Linked DNA regions of Homo sapiens: regions 2 and 3 are each linked to region 1. A link is a contact called in ENCODE Hi-C or POLR2A ChIA-PET data. All regions are on one chromosome and are shown on one strand. Each heading gives the region's core, a stretch centred on a gene start or an enhancer-like site at or near the end of the contact. The rest is flanking DNA. Distances are from core to core; before and after follow the strand shown.

Evidence for each region. A loop is a pair of places that touch in the nucleus more often than their neighbours do. ChIA-PET counts read pairs that join two places held with the same protein, here RNA polymerase II (POLR2A). Pooled maps may share reads with other maps.
Region 2: a pooled map shows a loop between it and region 1 (2.0-fold over the local background). The contact joins two enhancer-like sites. A Hi-C loop is called at or near these places in 2 of 50 pooled maps. POLR2A ChIA-PET finds 5 or more read pairs at or near these places in 4 of 52 experiments (K562, Panc1, RWPE1 and 1 more).
Region 3: a loop to region 1 is called in a pooled map, with 5 times the contacts of the local background. The contact joins two enhancer-like sites. A Hi-C loop is called at or near these places in 4 of 37 single-sample maps with no recorded cell type and 3 of 50 pooled maps. POLR2A ChIA-PET finds 5 or more read pairs at or near these places in 3 of 52 experiments (A549, activated B cell and activated CD4-positive, alpha-beta T cell).

Annotation. Positions count from the first base shown.
Region 1 is chr19:29,836,097-29,839,617 of GRCh38, reverse strand. No RefSeq gene overlaps it. Among named protein-coding and RNA genes, the nearest start is that of CCNE1, 26 kb to the right of the region's middle. RefSeq lists an enhancer at 1,892-2,171. Within about 2 kb of position 2,002, at least 3 of the 41 ENCODE cell types and tissues checked have a DNase peak (open chromatin) inside an H3K27ac peak, as active enhancers do.
Region 2 is chr19:29,965,560-29,969,064 of GRCh38, reverse strand. The region is part of intron 1 of URI1 (URI1 prefoldin like chaperone); the gene reads right to left. Among named protein-coding and RNA genes, the nearest start is that of URI1, 25 kb to the right of the region's middle. RefSeq lists an enhancer at 2,017-2,286. Within about 2 kb of position 1,349, at least 3 of the 41 ENCODE cell types and tissues checked have a DNase peak (open chromatin) inside an H3K27ac peak, as active enhancers do.
Region 3 is chr19:30,028,281-30,031,992 of GRCh38, reverse strand. No RefSeq gene overlaps it. Among named protein-coding and RNA genes, the nearest start is that of URI1, 88 kb to the right of the region's middle. RefSeq lists enhancers at 1,076-1,575, 1,641-1,690. Within about 2 kb of position 1,677, at least 3 of the 41 ENCODE cell types and tissues checked have a DNase peak (open chromatin) inside an H3K27ac peak, as active enhancers do.

The sequences.
Region 1 (3,521 bases), core at 753-3,252:
GCGCCTTTTGGTGAAATCTAGGTGCGGAGGCTGCACAGAGCCCAGACTTTAGCGGCTGTTTGAAGCTCACATGCTAATGACGTTTGTATCCAAATAATAACAAATGTCAGGTGTATGCACCTGTCTCTCTCATTTGTATATTGCCTGAATGCTTTTCTCAGTGCCTCTTTCCTGGGCCAGATGTGCAGCCACCGCCTGTTCTGGGGTGGCACGGAGGAGGAGGAGGAAAGGATACTGAGGTTTAGCACATTTAAGTTTGGAAACTGTTCGATGCCATCCCTGACAGTTCACCCTAGGATCTGGGGGTGGAGAGTGATGACAGAAGCGGGCAAATAATCTGTGAGTCTTTCAGCCGTTGCTGTGTGCCCCACCGTACACATACCCTTTTCTAATGTGTGCCAAACAGTGAAATCTAATGATAATAGATAAGGATTGTAGGAAGAAAGCAATCTAGAACCGATTATTTCTTTTCTTTCTTCAGAAATAACCGTTAGGTGAGGAATGTGATTTGAGGTGCACCAAGAGGGGTCCTCAGTTTCTAAACACTGCCCCCCAGACCCCCAATACACACATACCCTGCCTCTACCTCCACCCAAAGAGAGGACTCAATACTGAGGTCAGAACTCCTCTACGTGGGACTATAGCAAAGAAGAACGCAGGAGAGGGGACGGTGGCTGGGGACACAGCAGATGGGCACTGCCAGGCAGGACTGCTGTGGGCATTGCCAGGGAGAGCCAGGATGCAAAAATGGCAGTGAGGGGGCCCTGGTAAGGGCTTCTAGGGCTTTGCTGATCTCCAGGCTCATGCGAGGGCTGACTAGCTTGGGCAGACAGACCTTTTTTCTTTTTTCCCTCCAACAGAAACAAAAGGATAAAATCATTGGCATCACTGCTGGACATGGTGGCTCACGCCTGTAATCCCTGCACTTTGGGAGGCTGAGGCAGGTGAATCACCTGAGGTCAGGAGTTCGAGACCAGCCTGGCCAACATGGTGAAACCCTGTCTCTACTAACAATACAAAAATTAGCTGGGTGTGGTGGCGGGTGCCTGTAATCCCAGCTACTCAGGAGGCTGAGACATGAGAATCACTTGAACCCGGGAGGTGGAGGTTGCAGTGAGCTGAGATCGTGCCACTGCACTCCAGCCTTGACGACAGACCAAGAACCTGTCTCACAAAAAAAAAAAAAAAAAAAAGGAGAAAGAAAAAAAGAAATCATTGGCATCAATTGGGCTCATTCAACGTAGATTACTGATGTGTTATTGTTTTGAAGATAGAAGAAATATAATTAATAAAAGCCACCCAGCCCGCCTTTTGTGTTTCCGTGAATTCCTTATTGACGTCTGCATCTATCTCAAGCCGCAGATGAGCCATCCTTTTCAGCTGCCCTGGATAGCACGGAGATGAACAGTGTGGAAAAATCACTCCTGGGATCTGTACACTCATCTTCTGCAGCTGCAATTTTTCTTCTGCAGCCTCAGTTTTCTCCATCACAGTGGTGGAATCAGAGAGGGGGTTTCCCGGGAGCACAGTGCAGGGTTCCCTTCAAGGAAGAGCAAAGTCCGCCTCAGTGCTGGAAGCTTTTTTGGGAGGCCTGAGCGCCTTCCCACCTTGGATCTCTCTCTCCAGAGCCACCAGACAACCAGTTACCTTTCAGGCACCAGGCTTTGATGGGTGTGGGGGAACTATTTCCCGGCAGCGGCCCTGGAATCACACCTGCCTCACCTCCGGCCTTGATGTGCCTTAGAGGGACTGAGGGCCAAAGGTCACCTCAGGGATCACCAGGAGGCCTAGGGAATAGAAGTAAGGTGTGGGGTGGAGGCTGCGGGCTTCTCTCTGCCCCTGGCAGCTTCTCGCCCACCTGCTTGCTAGTTTGACTTTGGTCCTGCCCACTGTCTCTCTCACACCCACCCACCCTGACATCTAGAGAAATGAAAGCTCCTTTGCATGACAGGAAGCAGGGGAGTTCCCTGAAGTATGATTGCAAACCTGAAAACATCCCCAAACTAGTCTTCCATCACCACCTGGAAGACAAGAGTTGGAAGAGAAACAGAAAGCAACTTTTTTTTTTGAGACAGAGTCTCACTCTGTCGCCAGGCTAGAGTACAGTGGTGAGATCTCAGCTCACTGCAACCTCTGACTTCCTGGGTTCAAGTGATTCTCCTGCCTCAGCCTCCTGAGTTGCTGGATTATAGGCACGCACCACCATGCCCAGATAATTTTTGTATTTTTAGTAGAGATGGTGTTCATTGGGCAGATGAGGAAATTGAGGCCCATAGTAAGTAAGGGACAAGCTGAAAGCCCCACAGGACCTTGGGGTCAGAGCCGAGACTCCTATAAATCCAGGAATCTCAAACTCAGGTGCCTATGGGAGCCAGGCCCATAAAAGAAGATGTCTTTGGACACCAAGACATCTTTGTATTGAATATTAAACATGCTCAAGTAGTCTGCATTTCTAGAAGAAATGTTCCCTCTCTGCCATTCTTCTTGAAACACTCCACCTTCTTGATCTACACAGTTTTCTCACTTTTGTTTTGTTTTTTAAAGACACGGGGTCTTGCTATGTCACCTAGGCTGGTCTCGAACTCCTGGGCTCTAATGATCCGCCCTCCTCGGCCTACCAAAGTGCTGGGATTACAGATATGAGTCATCATGCCCGGCTAATTTTTAATTTTTTTGTAGAGACAGTGTCTCACTATGTTGTCCAGGCTGGTCTTGAACTCCTGTCCTTAAGTGATCCTCCTGCATCAGCCTCCCAAAGTGCTGGGATTACAGATGTGGGCCACTGCACTCAAAGCTGTTTTCTCACTTTTGATAGTCACAGTTACAAGAAATATTTGTCTACTCCAAGAAGATGTGCAGTGCGTTTGTGAAGGTAAACAGCAATGGAGTCTGAGACCTTAGCGTAGGGTGTGGTAGAGGTGGTGAGGATTCTGGTATATTGCAGACCACATGCCCTGCCTGCAGGGCTGCCCAGAGCTGGGGAGCTGTATCTGAATGTGAACTTTCCAGGTTTTCAATATTGCCTCAAGTGTTTTGAAATGACTCGGCAGCCCCAGCACAACCCACCTGACCTGCAGGCCCCAACGTGCAGCCTCTACATTAGCCCTGAATGCTGGGGCGAATCCCCTACAGCTTAGAAGAGGGATGGAAGATGCAGAACTTCAAAGGCAACCCTTCTGACTGGGTATGGTGGCTCATACCTGTAATCCCAGCACTTTGGGAGGCTGAGGCAGGAGGATCATTTGAGGCCAGGAGTTCAAGACCAGCCTGGGCCACATAGTGAGAGCCCATCTCTACCAAAAAATAAATAAATAAATAATAAGAGATGTAAAAAATAAAATAAATAAAACTTTTTTTTTTTAAGAAGGAGGGAATGCTTCAGACCAAGTAACCATCTTACAGAGCTTGGATGTTCATTACTTGTCTATAACAAGAGATAACTCAGGGGCTTAGCAAGAGGAGCACAGAGAGCTTTCTGGATGGATGACTCAGGCTGTGACTGCTGGAACATACTAACTTTG
Region 2 (3,505 bases), core at 100-2,599, 130 kb before region 1:
AAGAGGTAGATATAAAAATATATAGACTAGCCTTCTGATGGCATGTCTAGGTTATCTTTGTTTATATGATTTATGGTCCACCTACTTGCAGAAAAGATTTAAGCCCAAGCAGTTCTATTATATTTAGAGGGTTTTTTTTTTAGTTGTCTTCTATTTCACAGCAAGTTATTCAAAAGAAAAAATTAGTAAATTTTGGTCAGACGCGGTGGCTCACGCCTGTAATCCCAGCACTTTGGGAGGCTGAGGTGGGTGGATCACGAGGTCAGGAGATCGAGACCATCCTGGCTAACACAGTGAAACCCCATCTCTACTAAAAATACAAAAAAATGGCCGGGCATGGTGGCAGGTGCCTGTAGTCCTGGCTACTCGGGAGGCTGAGGTAGGAGAATGGCATGAACCTGGGAGGCAGAGCTTGCAGTGAGCCGAGATCGCGCCACTGCACTCCAGCCTGGACAACAGAAGGAGACTCCATCTCAAAAAAAAAAAAAAAAAAAAAAAAGAAAAAATTAGTAAATTTCTACAACTTAGAAATTTTAGAAGGTGTTATAAAAACAAATATTTTTCCCTTAAGTTAAATTATTCTAAATAATCTTATTTCTCCTGAAAGGGGACTCAGATTAATTACTTTAAGTATTAAATTTTAAAAGTAACCATAAGGCAGCGAGCCTTGTTCTACAAGCAACACTTGAAAAACACAGCAAAAGAAACAAAAACATTTCATTACTTTGTTGTCCTCCACAAAAGTAAGACCACAATGGAAGAACAAAACTAGTTTTTGTTTATTTTTTAAACCTGCCAAAACATGCAAATAGTGCCCCTAAAGAAAAAAAACTTATTGTATTATTTTCATTTTTCTTAAAAATAGTTACTAGGCTTCAACTTTAAAATACCTGAACTAGTAAATTCTTTAACATAATGACCTCGTTTACACTCAAGAATTTATAATAAAGTATGTACCTACATAGAAGTACAGCAGTAAGTCCACAGTAAAGAAAAAGAACTATGAGCTGATTTACCACTATTTAGGAGTCTTTACCAACAACCCAGTGGCTACAAAGTCATATGGTATCCATTCTTTGCAACACAAAACTGTCTTTAACCTATGAGCAATAACAACAGGAGTATATGCCAACACTGCATGTGACAAAACGAACTGCAAAGAGTTCAATGGAGGCGGTTTAAATCTTTATTTGGAGAGGAAACCTGTATTCAGAGATGAAGTAACTTACTTAATATTACACAACTGTCCAGGAACTGGTAAGAGATGAGACCAGTTTTAAAACCAAGTCTTTCTATCAGGGATTCTATCTAATCCTAAAGTGCACAGTCCCTATACTGGCCTGCTTCCAACCATCATGCGGCTTACTGGATAACAGCAGAAAAACACTGGTTACAGCTGCAGTCTTAAAACACTGACTGCTATTGCTGTTTCTCCTCCACTAGTTAGTTCCTCAGTCCCACACTCACAAATAAGACCTTGCCAATCATGTCAGTAAAAGCAAATTCTGTAAGCTTAAGTTCACCAATTCACTAACATTATAATCCTTATTTCTTCCAATGCCTCCTACAGCTCCTGACCCTTTCAGATGAAACAAGTATAAACACATTTCCCAAGCATCATTTACTAGTATATCTGTGTATGTTTAGGTGAAGGTAGAAGGGTAATGTGCTAGCCCTACAATTACTATCACACCTCATCATATTTTTAAGACACTTATAAATTAATAGGGTTAGACACCTAGAAGGACAATGATGGACAGCCCATCCAAAAATATTTTTCTGTTCATTAGTGTCCACCTAACATACACATACATTTTGTTACCAAGGGTTAAAATAACATTTGGTAACTTTTAAGCTCCACACATTATATGGAAGACAGGAATAATAATTTCTTAGCTGTTGTTCCTCAGAAGCTGCTTTTTAAAAATTATTTTATAAAGGAGAGCAGTAACATGCAGTAAGATCTCCAGTACTTAAAATTTTCATTTGTGCTATTTATATTGGTGACAGACCACAAGAGGGCATAAACCTATGAGTTTCTAAGGCAAGTTAAATACAATGCCACACTAAAACTAGACTGGAACAGAAAGCCTAAAAGGTCAAGAGTACTTCTTCATCTTTGATACTTTTCTCAAAAATGCTTCACTTCTAAAACTTGTCTCACCATACTGCAATTTTAAATTCTTCCTGTATGGGTTAATGCATAATATAACAGTTTGGGAACTGTGCTAATCAGAGCTGTCTAAATTTATATAGTTTGCTTCTCCTGCTAGACTGTGGCTTCAAGACAGATCTTACTATTTTGGTTTTAAAGCTGCTGAGTCAAAAAGAAAATAGTATCAGTGGGAGCTGAAGCCAATGGATACTGGACATACATGTTATGTGACAGTTACTTAAAAGCTGAAAATAATTTCTTAAAAGATAGATTTGTCAAGTAGATGTATAAATATCATTACCAAAGTATACAAATAGTGTACTTTCAACAAAATTTACAAAAATTACAAATCTTTTAAGTAAACCCCTTTGCAAATAAGGGAGGAATTGACTACAGGTTCCTAACAGAAAAAAATGCAATAAGCACTGGGATAAACTGTAATAAACTGAGTGTTGCTGTATAAAAACCACCATAGCCTGAGCAGAGTGGCTCACGCCTGTAATCTTAGCACTTTGAGGCCCAGGCCAGTAGATCACATGATGCCAGGAGTTCAGACCAGCCTAGCCAACATGGTGAAACCCCGTCTCTACCAAAAATACAAAAATTAGCCAGGTGTGGTGGTGCATGCCTGTAATTCCAGCTACTCAGGTAGCTTGAATTGCTTGAACCAAGGAGGTGGAGGTTGCAGTGAGCCGAGATCACACCACTGCACTCCAGCCTGGGAGACAGACAGAGACCCTGTCCCCAAAAATAAATAAATAAATAAATAAATCAACCACCATAAAAGTAAAGAAAACCATTTCAATTTTAAACAAATTATGTTCCAAATATGCTGCAAAGCAAAACTGCTAATGAAAGCTAAGTCCAATTATATGGAGCCACTTCTGAAAACACTTACATGTTCTTATTTAAAATGTTAGCTAAGATGGAATCAAAAGTCTCCTTAATCTTTACCTTTATGTTTTAGCCAGATTCCTCCTACACAGGCTTCTAAGCATTTTTTCCTGTATGCCAATCTAGTCTCGTTTTACACAAATATCGGACTATGTCTAACGTGCTCTGGCACTATACATCTCCCTCCCTTGTTGGCTTTACCTACAAACTGGGCTCTTTTTTTCTTTCAGTAATCATTACTCACTATCTTAAGTATTCTATTACAGTTTTCTCCTATTGGAAATATTTTAAGAGTGGTGACACATACATTCAGTAATACTTCTAAGAATGAAGACGTTTACATGTTTGGAGGGTTTTGGGGGTGACTTGAACTAGAGATCCAGGAACTCTAACTGTTCTGGCTGAAAGCTCCATGAGGTAGGGCCATGTAGTAAACATAACATTTGCAATGAAACA
Region 3 (3,712 bases), core at 428-2,927, 190 kb before region 1:
TATGCAAAACAAATCTAGACACAGACCATACACCCTTCACAAAAACTAACTCAAAACTGGTCACAGACCTAAATATAAAATGCAAAACTACAAAACTCTAGAATATAGGAGAAAAATCTAGATGACTTTGGATTTAGCAATGGCCTTTTAGATATGACAGCAAAGGCATGATTCATGAAAGAATAAACTGATAAGCTGGACTTCATTAAAATTTCTGCTGTGTGAAAGACACTGTCAAGAGAATATAAAGACAAACCACAGACTGGGAGAAAATATTTGCAAAAGGCATTTCTGACAAAGGATTGTTATCTGAAATACACAAATAAGTATTAAATTGAACACAATAAGAAAACAACCTGACTAAAAAAGGGGCCAAAGTCCTTAACAGACACCTCACCAGAAGACACACAGATGGCAAATAAGCATCTGAAAAGATGATCCATATCATGTTTTATCAGGTAAATGCTAATTAAAATGACAATGAGTTACCACTACACACCTATTAGAATAGCCAAAATCCAGAACAGTGACACCACCAAATATTGGCTAGAATGTGGAGCAACAGGAACTTTCATTCATTGCTGGTGGGAATGCAAAATAGTACAGCTAGATTGGAAGACGGTTTGGCAGTTTCTTACAAAACATAGTCTTACCATATGATCTGTCAATCATACCACTTGGTATTTACCCAAAGAAGCTGAAAACGTATGTCCACACAAAAAGCCACACACTGATGTTTATAGCAGTTTTACTTGTACTTGCCAAAACTTGAAAGCAACCAAGATGTCCTTCAGTAGGTGAATGGATGAACTGCGGTACATCCCGACAATGGAATATTATTTTCAGATCTATCAAACCATGAAAAGACATTATGGAAACTCAAAGGAGAACGAAGCCAATCTTAAAAAGCTAAACATTATGTGATTCCGACTACATGACATCCCAGAGAAAGCAAAACTATGGAGACAATTTTAAAAATCAGTGATTACCAGGTATTGGGGCATAGGGACGGATGAATAGGCACAGCACAGAGGATTTTTAGGGCAGTGAGACTACTCAGCAACTATAATGGTGGATATGTGTTCTTATATATTTATCCAAAGCAACTGAATGTCCACCAAGAGTGAATTCTAATACAAACTATCAACTTCGGGTGATGATGTGGCAATGGATATTCAACTACTGTGGCAATGGATATTCAACTATTGTAACAAATGTATCACTCTGGTGGGGATGTTGATGATAGGGGAGGCTATGCAGGTGTGGGAGCATGGGATATATGGAAAATCTCTGTACCTTCTGCTCAGTACTGCTGTGAATCTAAAATTGCTCTTAAAAAACAGACTTTTAAAAAAATTAGACAAAATTATCAAAAACAACTACTTTTCACCTCTGAGTATTGACCAAAACATAGGACAAATGGAGAAGTGTTTATTCAAGAAAACTACTGAAAGTTGGGTAAAAATGATGACAGTATGTGGCATTGTGACCACTCTCCCTCACCCCAGCTCCTTCAGACAATAGTTCTAACAGGGTGGGACAGCTTGTAAAACCAGAAGCATTTATACTGTAGGGAGCTGACTCAATCTGAAACAACGTGGAAAAACCCAACGCCCAGGGGCTTTGTTAAATATAGCAATTTCAGTGCCAAACATAGGAGAGGTCCACATACATCATAGATGACCTGAAGCTGAAATACTATAGCTGGGCCAAAAAAGAGATCAGAAGAAAAAAATTTTCTGCCTGGAGATTTAACAGAAACAATCAGGAAGTGAGACAATCATAGTCCTTGATAAGCTTACATTTTGAAAGGTAATGGGCATATTAGGGTATGAACATGCTGAGAGACCAGAGAAGGCTCTAACTATATACATACCCCCAGGGAAGACTCGTAAACTGCATAAATTTTCAGTGTGTTCCTCAAACAAAACAGAGACTTTGACAAAGGATGAAAGTCTTACCAAAACAAGATGCCTAAGTACAATCTCTGACCAGTCACCAGCTGATCACTAAGATATATTGATCCAAGGTGACCCATAAGTAGTCAAACATAACTGAGGAGAGACATCAGAGGCCACACGCTGTAGAGAAAAACTCATTATTAATCTTGGCCAAGTCATAAAACAAACAAAAAAAGGGACAATAACCCCTGGCAGGAGAGTATCAGAAATAAATGCTGTTACAATGTATTATTTAAAATGTCCAGTTTTAAACAGGAAAGTATGGCTTATCTAGTATAAAAAAAAAAATACTCAGTATAAACAGAAGCTATTTCCAAGGGTTCCCAAATGTTGGACTTAACAGACAGACTTCAAAGCAGCCAATAAAAATACATCTTCAAAGAACAAAAGAAAACCGTGTTTAATCAAAGCATGAAAACAATGACTAATCAGAGAACACTTAATAAAGAGATCAACATTTTTTAAAAAATGGAAATTCTGGAGTTGAAAAGTAACTAAAGTGAAAGCTTCATTAGAGGGACAACAGCAAACTTGAATGCAGAAGGAAGAATCAGTGAACTCAAAGATAAATCAATACAAATTACACAATCTGAAGAACAGAAGTGAGAATGAAAAATGAACCAAGTAGGAAATCTGTGGGTTACAATCAATACCAACATATGCATAATGGGAATCCCAGAAGAAAAGAATAGTGAGGGCCATACAAGTTTTGACATCTTTTGAAGAGTCATAGAAGTTTTTAATGTCTGAAAACATTCCAAATTTAGTAAGAAGTATAAATCTGTATATCCAAGTATCTCAATAAAATCCAAGTAGAATAAACATTAAAATATCCACACCGATACACATCAAAATCTTGAAAGCAGCAAGAGAAAAATGGACTTATCATGCACAGGGGAACCCCAGTAAAATTAGCAGCTGACTTCTCAAAAGAAACAATGAAGGCCAGAATTAAGTGGTATAACATACTCTACTGTCAAACAAGAATTCTAAATCCAGTAAAACTATCCTTCAAAAAAGAGGACAAAAATAAAGATCTTCCCAGATAGACAAAGAGAATTTGTTGCCACCAAAATTTTTTTTACAAGATATGCTAAAGCAAGTACTTCAGGCTGAAAGGAAACACCACCAGATGGTAACTTGAATCCACATAAAAAATTAAAGTACCAGTAAAAGTAATTATGTAGGCAAATGTAAAAAATAGAAAAAATACTCTTTTTAAGTTTTCTTCTCTTACTTAAAAGATAATTGCATGGAAAAATAATGAACCCATATAGTTATAAATAATAAACCTGTACTGTTATAAAATATATTACAATAATAGGACAAAGGAAAAAGAGACTAGAGCTATGCTGAAGCAAAGTCTGCCAGAATTAAGTTAGTATTATTCTGACGCAGGTTATAATGTTACAATGCATCCTATAAACTCTAGAGCAACCACTATAAAATAACTCATAAAAAAGAGTAAAGCTCTCTTCTACTATGTGAGGACACAGGAGGCCATCTGCAGCCCAGGAAGAGAGCCCTCGGCAGGAACCAAATCAGCTGCTAACCTTGACTTCCCAGTTTCCACAAATGTAAGAAATAAATTTGTGGGTTTAAAAAAAAAAAAAGTACAGTTTCTTTTTGTAAAGGAATTCAAAGTTTATACTAAAAGATTTATTTAACATACACAAAAAAAGGTAACCAAGGAGGAACAGAGGAACAAAAAAGACATGACATATAAAAAATGACTAACAAAATGGCATGAG